Linked DNA regions of Homo sapiens: regions 2 and 3 are each linked to region 1. A link is a contact called in ENCODE Hi-C or POLR2A ChIA-PET data. All regions are on one chromosome and are shown on one strand. Each heading gives the region's core, a stretch centred on a gene start or an enhancer-like site at or near the end of the contact. The rest is flanking DNA. Distances are from core to core; before and after follow the strand shown. Region 1 holds the start of MYH9-DT (MYH9 divergent transcript). Region 2 holds the start of LGALS1 (galectin 1). Region 3 holds the start of HMOX1 (heme oxygenase 1).

Region 1 (3,606 bases), core at 449-2,948:
TCAGCAAATACAAATCTACATAAAAATTTTAATGACTTTTTTTGTACTTTTCGACATATGACTATATCACAATGTATTCAATCTTGTAATATATTGTACATTTATTTCTAACATTTAGTGACTATAAACAATGTTGCAAAGAACTTTTTTTTTTTTTTTTTTTTTTTTTTTTTTGAGACGGAGTCTCGCTCTGTCGCCCAGGCTGGAGTGCAGTGGCGGGATCTCGGCTCACTGTAAGCTCCGCCTCTCGGGTTCACGCCATTCTCCTGCCTCAGCCTCCCAAGTAGCTGGGACTACAGGCGCCCGCCACTACGCCCGGCTATTTTTTGTAGTTTTAGTAGAGACGGGGTTTCACCGTTTTAGCCGGGATGGTCTCGATCTCCTGACCTCGTGATCCGCCCGCCTCGGCCTCCCAAAGTGCTGGGATTACAGGCGTGAGCCACCGCGCCCGGCTGCAAAGAACTTTAAAGTTCATATCTGTGTACTTTTCTAATGTCTTTTAAGATGAATTCTCAGATAGAATTGATCAATTTACTTTCTCATCTGTATCTATAAACCTGACCAATATTGAGCATTTTTTTTTTAATTAGGTGAAAATGGCATTTTATGTTGTTTTGTTTGCATTTCTTATGGCTTTTTAAAAATAATTATTGGCCATTTATAATTCTTCTTTAAAATCACCTGTTCCTGTTTTTGGCCATTTTTATTTTGGAGTCTTTGAGGTTTTTCTTTTTCTTTTTCTTTGTTTTTTTTTTTTTTGAGGCGGAGTTATGCTCTTGTTGCCCAGGCTAGAGTGCAGTGGTACGATCTCTGCTCACTGCAACCTCCGCCTCCCGGGTTCAAGCGATTCTCCTGCCTCAGCCTCCTGAGTAACTGGGATTACAAGCATGGGCCACCATGCCCGGCTAATTATTTTGTATTTTTAGTAGAGACGGGGTTTCTCCACGTTGGTCAGGCTGCCCTTGAACTCCCAACCTCAGGTGATCCGCCCGCCTCGGCCTCCCAAAATGTTGGGATTACAGGCATGAGCCACGCGCCCGGCCGAGGTTTTTCTTATCAACTGGGAAGAGATCTTTATATATTGCTGATAGTAATTTGTCACAGAGTTGCAAAATCTTTTTTTCCCAGCTTTCTTTTGCCTTTAGAACATAGCTTTTTTCTGAAGTTAATTTGGAAGAATAGTCATGATAGCAAGCACATTCCAGTAAGAAAGAGTAATGATGAGAAATTTGCCCTCATAGATATAGAATGTATTATAAAGGTATCTTCATTAAAGCATGGTGGGATTGGCACAGGTGCACACAGAGAGATCAATGTATACAAGTCAGAAACAGCTTCAAGTATAATAGTTCTATAGGCGATGAAGGTGCCAACTAAAATCAGTGGAGAAAACAGTGTTTGGACAAGTGGCTATTACAAAAATTATCTTAGGTTTCTTCCTTACCCCAAAAATAAATTCCAAATGGATCAAAAGATTTTTCATTTAAAAATGAAAACATTTTTTATCCTCTTGTAGTGGACAGTAACAAAAAAAAAGTGCAATTTGTAACAAGTACCTGAAAGGATGTATGCGAGTTAATGACATGGAGGTGAAGAGAGGCTCGGAAGGGTATTCCAGGTGGAGAGAACGGCCAGAGCGAAGGTTTGGAGGCTGAAAGGCAGCAACGTGCGGATCCTAAAGAGGCAGGGTCAGGAATCGAACTCAAGACGCTCACAATGGAATCCAGGGCTGAGTCCATGCCCGCCCCCACAGGGATCATAATTATGTAAAATAGCATTTTTCCCATATATGGTACTTAATATCTGTCCTTGTGGTGGGATGACATGAGACTGAGAGCACAGCTCGCGGGGCGGGGTGTCAGAGTTCCAGACCTTCCCAGTCGGCTCCCGCAGGGCCTCGCCCCGGCCCAGGCAAGGCACCAAAACCCCGGCCCGGAGCTCTCCGCGCCCCGAGTCGCCGCCTCCTGATTGGATTCCCCCTGTGTCAATCCTTGTCCTAGAACCTGGCTGTCCGTTGGACCCGCCCTAGAGGGCGGGGCTCCCGCCTAGGAAGCGCGGGGGAAGGTGGAGCGGGTGGAGGTGGGGCGGAAAGAGGATGTTGAATCCCCACCCATCTGGCCGCAGAGGCTCCGCCCACCCCCTTTCCACAGGCCAATACGTCTGCCCATCAAGGCCAGGCGCGGCCTGCAGTGGGTGTAGCAGGAAGGGGGCGGGATTGTGCCCCAGGCTCCGCCCCGGAGCCGGCTCCCGGCTGGGAATGGTCCCGCGGCTCCGAGGGCGGGGCGGGAAGGCGGCGAGGAGCCGAGCTGGGTGCGGTGAGGCGCGCAGATCACCGCGGTTCCTGGGCAGGGCACGGAAGGCTAAGCAAGGCTGACCTGCTGCAGCTCCCGCCTCGTGCGCTCGCCCCACCCGGCCGCCGCCCGAGCGCTCGAGAAAGTCCTCTCGGGAGAAGCAGCGCCTGTTCCCGGGGCAGATCCAGGTTCAGGTGAGCGAGCCCCACCGCGGTCCCGCCCCGGGCAGGCGGCGGCGGGCGGGCGGGGGCGAGACGCGCTGCCGCCAGGCCGACTGGTGGTTCTTGGGCTCAGTGCGGCCCGCCACCCGCGCGGGCGGGGGCGAACGCCGGCGGCTCAGGGCCCGGCACCGCATCCTTCCCAGGGGGACCGGGACCCCCACGCGGGCGCTCGGGGAGGGCGCCGGCAGCAGCGAGGCCTAGGGGTGCAGGGGCGGCCTCGGGACCCGGCGCTCCCCGGCGCCCCCCGTGTCCCCCGGCGCGGTCTCAGGACTGGGCACTGGAGCCGACCTCCCCCAGCCGCTGGGGCACGCGCCCCGCCCTCGCCTCGCCCAGGCCCGACTCGGGCAAACTTTTTAACCCCTTCCGGGAGCCGCGGCCCCTGGGACGCAGCCTCACGGGTTGGGAGCCCGGGGCAGCCGCTCCCGTGGAAGTTTCTGGCGTCTGAGGCACGGAGGTAACGGGCAGCGGGCACCGTTTGGCAGCTGTCAGGGCGTCCTCCTGAGTCAGAGTCGGACCGTCCCGCTGCAGACCTTGCACCCGGCCCGGTTTCCGCCTCCGCGGCCGACTTCCTCATTCGCCCGCTGCCGTCGGACTGGTCGGGGAGGGCCCGGGGGAGGTGCGGCGGCTGCCCGGACAAGGGGGACCCGGCGGGGACCCGGGCGCGAGACAGGAAGGGCCACCCCCAGTCCCTGCTCCAGCCCTCGACCTCCGACTTCTGATCCTCGGGGGAGGGAGGCCCGGAATGCAGCAGCCGTCGGGGCCGCCCAGGCGTGCACCTGATTCCACCGCACCCAGGGGCCATCCCGTCTGGGCGGGGTGCGGGGGCAGCTAGCTCTGCCGTTACGAGCAGGCCTGGGCGATTGCATCTTTCCTGTTTGAGCCAAATCGGAGTTTTCTATTCTCCACTCCACGCACCCGCTTCCCTGTGCTGGGGTCCTCACCCCATCCTGTTCTGGGGCCACGCACAGGAGACAGGACTGCGGCACCCTCATTCTCCAGGGAAGCCCCGCTGTTTCAAACTGAGACTCAGCACCCCCAGCACTAGCTTGCCGGCTGTCCTGTGGTGGGGGGCAGGGTGAGCGCACGGCCCCACC
Region 2 (3,606 bases), core at 819-3,318, 1.3 Mb before region 1:
TTGGTTGAAATGAAATTAGTGCATGAGAAGTGTGCGGCTCTTAACAATATCAGCTGATCCTCATCCTCCTCACTGTCACTGCGCCAGCCGCATCTCACTTCCTCCACACAACCACCTCCCCCCTTGTTTTTCTAACAAACTGAGGCTAGGTGAGGTTGGTTGACTGGTCCAAGGTCACCTAACTGCCGAGAAAATAAGGCAGCCGTCTGAGTGAATGAGAAGTGAAGGAAGAAGGACCGGACTGAGCCAGTGAATGAATGAATGACCAGACGCAGGAAGGAGGGACTCAGGGGGAAGGCGGCGGTGACGCCCGCCCCACTCCTCTCCCCGCCCTCCCCAGCGACAGGTCCCGCCCAGACCGGAAAGGGGTGGGGGCGGGGGAGTCAAGGTATTACAGATGACGAGGCTGCAGCTGGTTTAGTTTAAGAGGCTACAGCAGGGAGGGAGCGGGGGAGGGGGCGGCAACGGTGGGGGCGCCCAGACCCTGCGGGGGAAGTGAGTCACCCAGAAAACGCAGCATCGGCGGCTGGCCGTTAACCCGCTCCCGGCCAGGGAGGAGATGTGGGCTTGGCCGGCCACGCCCTCCCTGCTGGACCAAGCCCGTCCCTGCCGCCCACCACCCCGACTTCACTTCTCACCTCTTAGCGTCAGGAGCCACCTCGCCTCGCACTCGAAGGCACTCTCCAGGTTTGAGATTCAGGTTGCTGGCGACCAGACCCTGCACAGACAAGCCCCGGCCCAGCCGGGTTAGAGGACAAGGCCTCCACTGCTCGAAGTGTCCGGGGGTGGCTGGGGGTGGGAGTGGGGTTGTTCCCGCCCGGCATCCTCTGACCAAGCCAAGGGGAAGCCTGGGGAAAGGATTGAGCTGTAATTTCCAGCCTCCGATTGTCTATGTGGTCCTGGGAAAGTCCCTATTCCCACCGGGGTTGGCTTCAGTCTGTAACGTGAAGGTTCTAGAAGACAGGCTCTAGAAGATTTTGCAGATTGGCTTGGGAATTTTGGACTCAAGAGTGACTTGGGAGATGGGGTGCTCTGTCCCATCGCAGATGGAGAGGATCAGGCTGGGGAGGGGCCGACACTTGGCCCACCGTCACACTGAATGGAGGGGCCGGCCCCTCTGCTGGAGAGGAAGTGGCTAGGGGCGGGCGACCCCACTATTCTCCTTCAAGCCCCTCTCTGCAAAGAGGCCCAGGGGCTAGAGAGGAGACCCTGAAAAACACGGCCTCTCTGCATTAGGGAGAATAGCCCTGCAGTCGGGCTGTGGCTGGGCTGGCTCAGGGTTAACAAGATTGAGCAAACTGCTGGGCACTGCTGTTCCCTGGCACCCCGAGTGGGTGGGCAAGAGTTAACTGGTTTGAGTGGTTTCTTCTGCCAGAAACTTGAACCCTTTCCCTGGGGCCCGAGGAAGATTCTCACCTCCCTGCCACCCCAACCTCCCAGCTTGGGGGTGGTGGAAGGGAATTTCCCCCGCCCCCCCCGCCACCAGCCTGGACACAACCACCCTCCACCCCCGACCTAGAAGGGCCCATCCTGGGCAGCTTGTCTCGGGTCCTGGCAACTTTTCAGCGTTCTCTGGAGCAGAGGGTAACTCTGCCCTGGCCTGGTGACCGGGACAGCTGCAGGGGGGAGGGGACAGGAGGCTCTTTGGGGTGGAGGAGGGGGAAAGGGATAGTGGCCTGGGTGTCCCCCAGTTGGCCACACCCTTCCCACGCTCACTTCTCAGAGAGCTGCAGAATGTCAACCCTGGGCAGAAATAACTGTGCTTTCAGACCCTGGAGGAATCCAGACAATTATCAATGCAGAGAAGGCCTTGAGGGACCATGGCGCCCACCCCCATTTTACAGATGTGGCCACTGAGGTCCAGAAAAGAGAAGGCACTGGTTCCAGGCCACACAGCTGGGGCTAGAATCTGCTCCCGATCTGCCCAGCTCTCCTCTGGCCATCAGTTCCTGCCCTATCCCCTGGACCTTGGGGGGGGGTCCCCACACTCACACAAGCCATGATTGAGTCCAGGAGGATGTTCCCGGGCAGGCGCACCAGCTGTCAGAAGACTCCACCCGAGAGAGATGGGCCCCCGGACGCTCCCACCCTTTTAACTGGACCGGACCGGGTGAGCCCCGCCCCCTGAAAGTTCAGCCAATTGCAAGTCAGGATAGGGCTGGGGGCCACTGGGGGCGGAGTCCGTGGAATTTTGAAGCCAGTTTTGGAGCAGAGGTGACCAATCAGAGTGGCGAGCTGCTGCCCCCCCTCACCCCGCCGCCCCCGGCCAGAGTCCAAGCTCCACCTCCTATTCTCCTTCATCCCTCTCCACCTCCCCACCAAAATTGTGCTGTGGCAGAGATTGGGGGAAGCCAGTGGAAAATAGTTTGATGATGAGCTAGGCCCACAAGTTGGCGGGAAGGGGCCTGTGGCCAGCAGGCTGGGCTCAGGGGGTGCCCAGAGAAGATGGCTGAGGAGGTGCAGGGTCCTTCAGGGAATCAGAGCTGGGGGAGACCAGGCCACTCCCGGGCAGGGACCAGGGCGTGGCTCCTGCTGCGTGCGCGTCTGCAGAGGGCCACTGACTTAACCACAGGCCCTGGCCCCACCCGGGCCTTCCCCGGAAGCAAGGACTGCGGCTGCTGCAGCGCTCTCTCGCTGGCTCCTCGGGAAGGCTAAAGAAAGGCTGGGCCGGGCGCCAAGCCTGAGGCTGCAGGGCTTGGCTAAGGCCTCGGGCTTGGCCGCGTTCAGGGGCAGGCAGGGGATAGTCAAAGCGCCCTGGCCTGACAGCCTCAGGCCTGAGAGTGTCAAGCTTAGGAGATGGCCCAGGGTGGTCCAGACCAGGAGGGGGTGGGGTCCTGGCTCTGTGCACCCTGTCCTTTCTCTTTTTTATTTTTATTTATTTATATATTTATTTTTGAGATGGAGTCTCGCTCTGTCGCCCAGGCTGGAGTGCAGTGGCGTGATCTCAGCTCACTGCAACCTCTGCCTCCCAGGTTCAACTGATTCTCCTGCCTCAGCCTCCCGAGTAGCTGGGACTACAGGCCCCCACCACCACACCCGGCTAATTTATGTACTTTTAGTAGAGACGGGGTTTCACCACGTTGGCCAGGCTGGTCTCAAACTCCTGACCTCAGTTGATCCACCCGCCTCAGCCTCCCAAAGTAATGGGATTACAGGTGTGAGCCACCATGCCTGGCCACCCTGTCTGCTCTCTTAACATCTCCTCTGAGGCCCGGCACAGCCCTCCCTTCCCTGAGTGTTCAGCAGGTATTTTACTGAGCACCTACTATGTACCTGGCCCTGGGCTCTGAGGATTCAAAGCTGAACCCCTCCCAGTCCCCACTCTCAAGGAGCGCATAGTTGGGGTGGAATCTGACCACAACCACGTTAAGAAGTAGATGATGGGCTGGGCGCAGTGGCTCACGCCGGTAATCCCAGCTCTTTAGGAAGCCGAGGCGGGCGGATCACCTAAGGTTAGGAGTTCGAGACTAGCCTGACCAACACGGAGAAACCCCATCTCTACTAAAAATACAAAATTAGCTGGGCATGGTGGCATATGCCTGTAATCCCTGCTACTCCTGAGGCTGAGGCAGGAGAATCGCTTGAACCCAGGAGGCAGAGGTTGCA
Region 3 (3,606 bases), core at 633-3,132, 1.0 Mb after region 1:
GCTTTAAGATGCAGCCTTGTGGCTGGGCACGGTGGCTCACGCCTGTAATCCCAGCGCTTTGGGAGGCCAAGGCAGGTGGATCACCTGAGGTCAGGAGTTCGAGACCAGCCTGGCAAACATGGTGAAACCCCGTCTCTACTAAAAATACAAAAATTAGCCGGGCATGGTGGCAGGTGCCTGTAATCCCAGCAATTATGCCTGTAATTGCTTGAATCCCGGAGGCAGAGGTTGCAGTGAGCTGAGATCACACCACTGCACTCCAGACTTGGTGACAGAGAGACTCCATCTCAAAAAAAGAAAAAAAAAGAAAAAAAGGGCCAGGCATGGTGGCTCACGCCTGTAATCCTAGCACTTTGGGAGGCTGAGGCGGGCAGATCACCTGAGGCCAGGAGTTTGAGCCCAGCCTGGCCAACATGGTGAAACCCTATCTCTACTAAAAATACAAAAAAAAAAAAAAAAATAGCCGGGCATGGTAGTGGGCGCCTGTAATCCCAACTACTTGGGAGGCTGAGGCAGGAGAATCGCTTGAACCCAGGAGGCAGAGGTTGCAGTGAGCCGAGATCGCGCCACTGCACTCCAGCCTGGGCAACAGAGCAACACTCCATCTCAAAAAAAGAAAAGCAAAAAAGCAAAAAAACAAAAAAACAAAAAACAAAAAACAAATTCAGGCTGGGCATGGTGGCTCTCGCAGCTTTGTAAACACTCTTCAGTCATTAAAACACTAAATAATACAGTCCCCCAAACCAAGGGGGAAATCCTGGTACAGGTAGTTCGCAGTGGAGAGGAGGAGGAGGTACAGCATAACCCAGGAAGAAGCAGCAGCCCCATGAACCGGCATCTCCAAGTTTGTAATTGCTTTGATTGGCTTTTAGACCCAATATTTAATTCAGTTATTTTGTTAAAGTTCCAGATGCAAATCTCATGACCCCCTATCATGTTATGCTCATCATGAAGGCGTCAGGGTTAAAAAGCCTGAGAAAGTCTGCTTTAGTCAAAGAAAAAGTCTTTCTGGGAGTATTTCTGTCATGGGTCCGTATCCCTGCCTCCCCACAGAATTGTCATTTTTCCCTTTTCTCCTGCCCTGCTTCCCTGTTCTACAACACAGCTGGTCAAAGTCTCAGGAGAAATGGCACATGTCTGTAAGTCCCAGCTACTCTGGAGGCTGAGGTGGGAGGATGCTTAAGCCCAGGAGTTAAAAAAAAAAATACTAACAAATTATTGAAAGAAGGGAATGAGTGAGACCTGGAGGTGGGCAGACCAAGGTTCAAGGCCCAGTTCTGACACCAGCTAACTGAGCACTCTTGGGCATGTCGCCTCCCTGAACTGGGCTATCTGTGAGACATGGAACACCGCAGCCAGGGTGATGTCTGGCTCAGGTCCTCCGTAGCTAGTGAGGGACAGATGCCACCAAGAGAACCAAGCATGCTCCCCCAGGCTGGCAGAGCCCCAGAGATCTAGATTCAGCAGAGAGCAACTCCAAACACACCTCGAAAGTAGGATTAAAAAAAAAATTGGCTACCTCAAAGACTGGATACTCTAGGGACACTCCCATCTTGGTCACCAACCGCATACCAGGGTGCCAGGCATGTAAATTACCGTTCCTCCCTCCAACTACCCTACGGGCACAGGCAGGATCAGAACCCCGCACCTCCTGACTCCAGAGCCCAAGTTTCTGGCTCCTGGGCTCTGTCGCTGTGTGGCAGTGTCCCGGGGTGGGGCTAGGACGCAAGCAGGGTTGGGAGAGAAAGGCGCCCGTCCCGCGTCCCGCGCCCCGCGCTTGCCTGTCGGGTTGCGGACGCTCCATCCGGCCGGTGCTGGGCTCGTTCGTGCTGGCTCCGCGGGCGGCGGCTGCGCTGAGGACGCTCGAGAGGAGGCAGGCGTTGACTGCCGGAGCCGCGGCCGGTCACATTTATGCTCGGCGGGTCACGTGGGCCAGGCGGAACAGCTGATGCCCACTTTCTGGCCGGGCGTTGCAACACCCGCAGGGGCCCGCGCCCAGCCCGCCCCGGGCCAGTGTGGGGTGGAGAGGAGCAGTCATATGACCCTTGGGAAACAAAGTCTGGCCATAGGACTTTTAGAGAAAACACACACACACACACACACACACACACATACACACACACACACACACACACACACACACAAAACCTTTAAGGAAATCTGAGAAGCTGCAGGCTCTGGGTGTGATTTTGCTCCTTCCAGAGCCCCCCCTTCTGCTCCCTGTCCCCTTGGGACTTGATGCACCCCAGGCGTCCCAGAAGGTTCCAGAAAGCTGGGAGGCAGCGCTGCTCAGAGCAATAGCCTGGTGGGCAACATCAGGAACTTAGCAACCCCAGGCTCTGCTGTCTCCAGCTCCCTAAAATGTCACCTGCTGGAATCCTCTGCTGACTGCTTGCCTCCTCACACCCTCTTTAAATGTACATTTAGGATCTGTTTTTTGAGTTCCTGTCAAAAAACAGAGACTCTAGTATTTTCATGGTTCATCCCTACAACTGACCTGTGAGGGTAGATCGCTTCTATTTTACAGATGGGGAAACCGAGGCTCAGAGGGGTGCAGTGGTGTCACACATAAAGCAGGATGCCAGTGTCCAAACCCAGGGAGGAGACTAAGTCCCCGCCTGCCTCCTCCACACTCTGGCAGCACCTGGTATCCGCCTGGACTGGGACACCTGTCATACAAACTGCTTCCCTGCTGGAATGCGTGGGACACTCTTCCAGGCACATTCAGGTCTGACTTATACTCAGTGCCTGCTCAGGGCCCAGAGCAGAGCTGGCCCTTGCTGATCGCCTATTGAATCAATTCTGCATGAGGTGGACTCCTTAGAACTCGGGGGAAATAGGGTCACTGGGTGAACCCAGAGGACAAAACGAATGGACCAGATGATTCATACAGTCCTTTCCCAATACTGTGATTCTCATTCTAAGATTTTTTTTTTAAGATGGCTTTCAGGCCTGGCATGGTAGCTCACACCTGTAGTCCCAGTACTTTGGGAGGTTGAGGTGGGAAGAGCGCTTTGAGCCCAGTCGAGGTGGGAAGATTGCTTTGAGTTCGAGACTGGCCTGGGCAACATAGGGAGACCCTGTCTCTACAAAATATAAAATAAATTAGCTGGGCATGGTGGCACATGCCTGTGGTCCCAGCTACTTGGGAGGCTGAGGCTGGAGGTTCACTTGAGCCTGGGATGTAGAGGCTGGAGTGAGCTGTGACCACGCTACTGTATTCTAACCTGGGCAACAGAACAAGACGCTGTCCCTCAAAAAAAAAAAAAAACAAAAAAAAAAAAAAAAAACTTCCTGGAATTCAGCCTAGGGCCACTACAGCCCAGAGGCACTTCTGAGATTGTATTGGAAAGGATCATCCTCCCAAGGGTGAGCTAAGGGGCCTTGAAAAAAATTCCCCTTCTTCCTCTGAAGGTTCCCCGAAAACCAACCGACAAAAGTCAGGTTAAGAGGAGAAAAGACATACAAAAATGTATTGTAATGGGGTAATCACGGAAGAATGGTGACCCTGTAACCCAGTGGAGTACAGAGGCTACCCAGCCTTTTTTATAGGGGAGAAGGGAGATAGGGAATGCAGACAATTCTTTTGAAAGACAGTAAATCATT

What was found. Hi-C counts contacts between places; a loop is a spot of excess contacts on that map. ChIA-PET counts read pairs that join two places held with the same protein, here RNA polymerase II (POLR2A). Pooled maps may share reads with other maps.
Region 2: a map with no recorded cell type shows a loop between it and region 1 (9-fold over the local background). The contact joins the promoter of LGALS1 here to the promoter of MYH9-DT in region 1. A Hi-C loop is called at or near these places in 2 of 37 single-sample maps with no recorded cell type and 7 of 50 pooled maps.
Region 3: a loop to region 1 is called in a pooled map, with 3 times the contacts of the local background. The contact joins the promoter of HMOX1 here to the promoter of MYH9-DT in region 1. A Hi-C loop is called at or near these places in 4 of 50 pooled maps. POLR2A ChIA-PET finds 5 or more read pairs at or near these places in 2 of 52 experiments (WTC11 and common myeloid progenitor, CD34-positive).

What each region holds. Positions count from the first base shown.
Region 1 is chr22:36,386,686-36,390,291 of GRCh38, reverse strand. It overlaps MYH9-DT (MYH9 divergent transcript), which reads right to left and starts at 1,698. Exons shown (of 3, transcript NR_183573.1): 1 at 1,557-1,698. MYH9 (myosin heavy chain 9) reads left to right here and starts at 2,325. Exons shown (of 41, transcript NM_002473.6): 1 at 2,325-2,485. RefSeq lists an enhancer at 2,014-2,308 and silencers at 2,102-2,681, 2,712-2,791, 3,072-3,301.
Region 2 is chr22:37,674,098-37,677,703 of GRCh38, reverse strand. LGALS1 (galectin 1) reads right to left here and starts at 2,068. Exons shown (of 4, transcript NM_002305.4): 1 at 1,993-2,068; 2 at 639-718. The coding sequence starts at 2,001. RefSeq lists an enhancer at 1-252 and silencers at 96-605, 2,126-2,265.
Region 3 is chr22:35,379,372-35,382,977 of GRCh38, reverse strand. HMOX1 (heme oxygenase 1) reads right to left here and starts at 1,882. Exons shown (of 5, transcript NM_002133.3): 1 at 1,782-1,882. The coding sequence starts at 1,804. RefSeq lists silencers at 1,612-1,781, 2,082-2,161.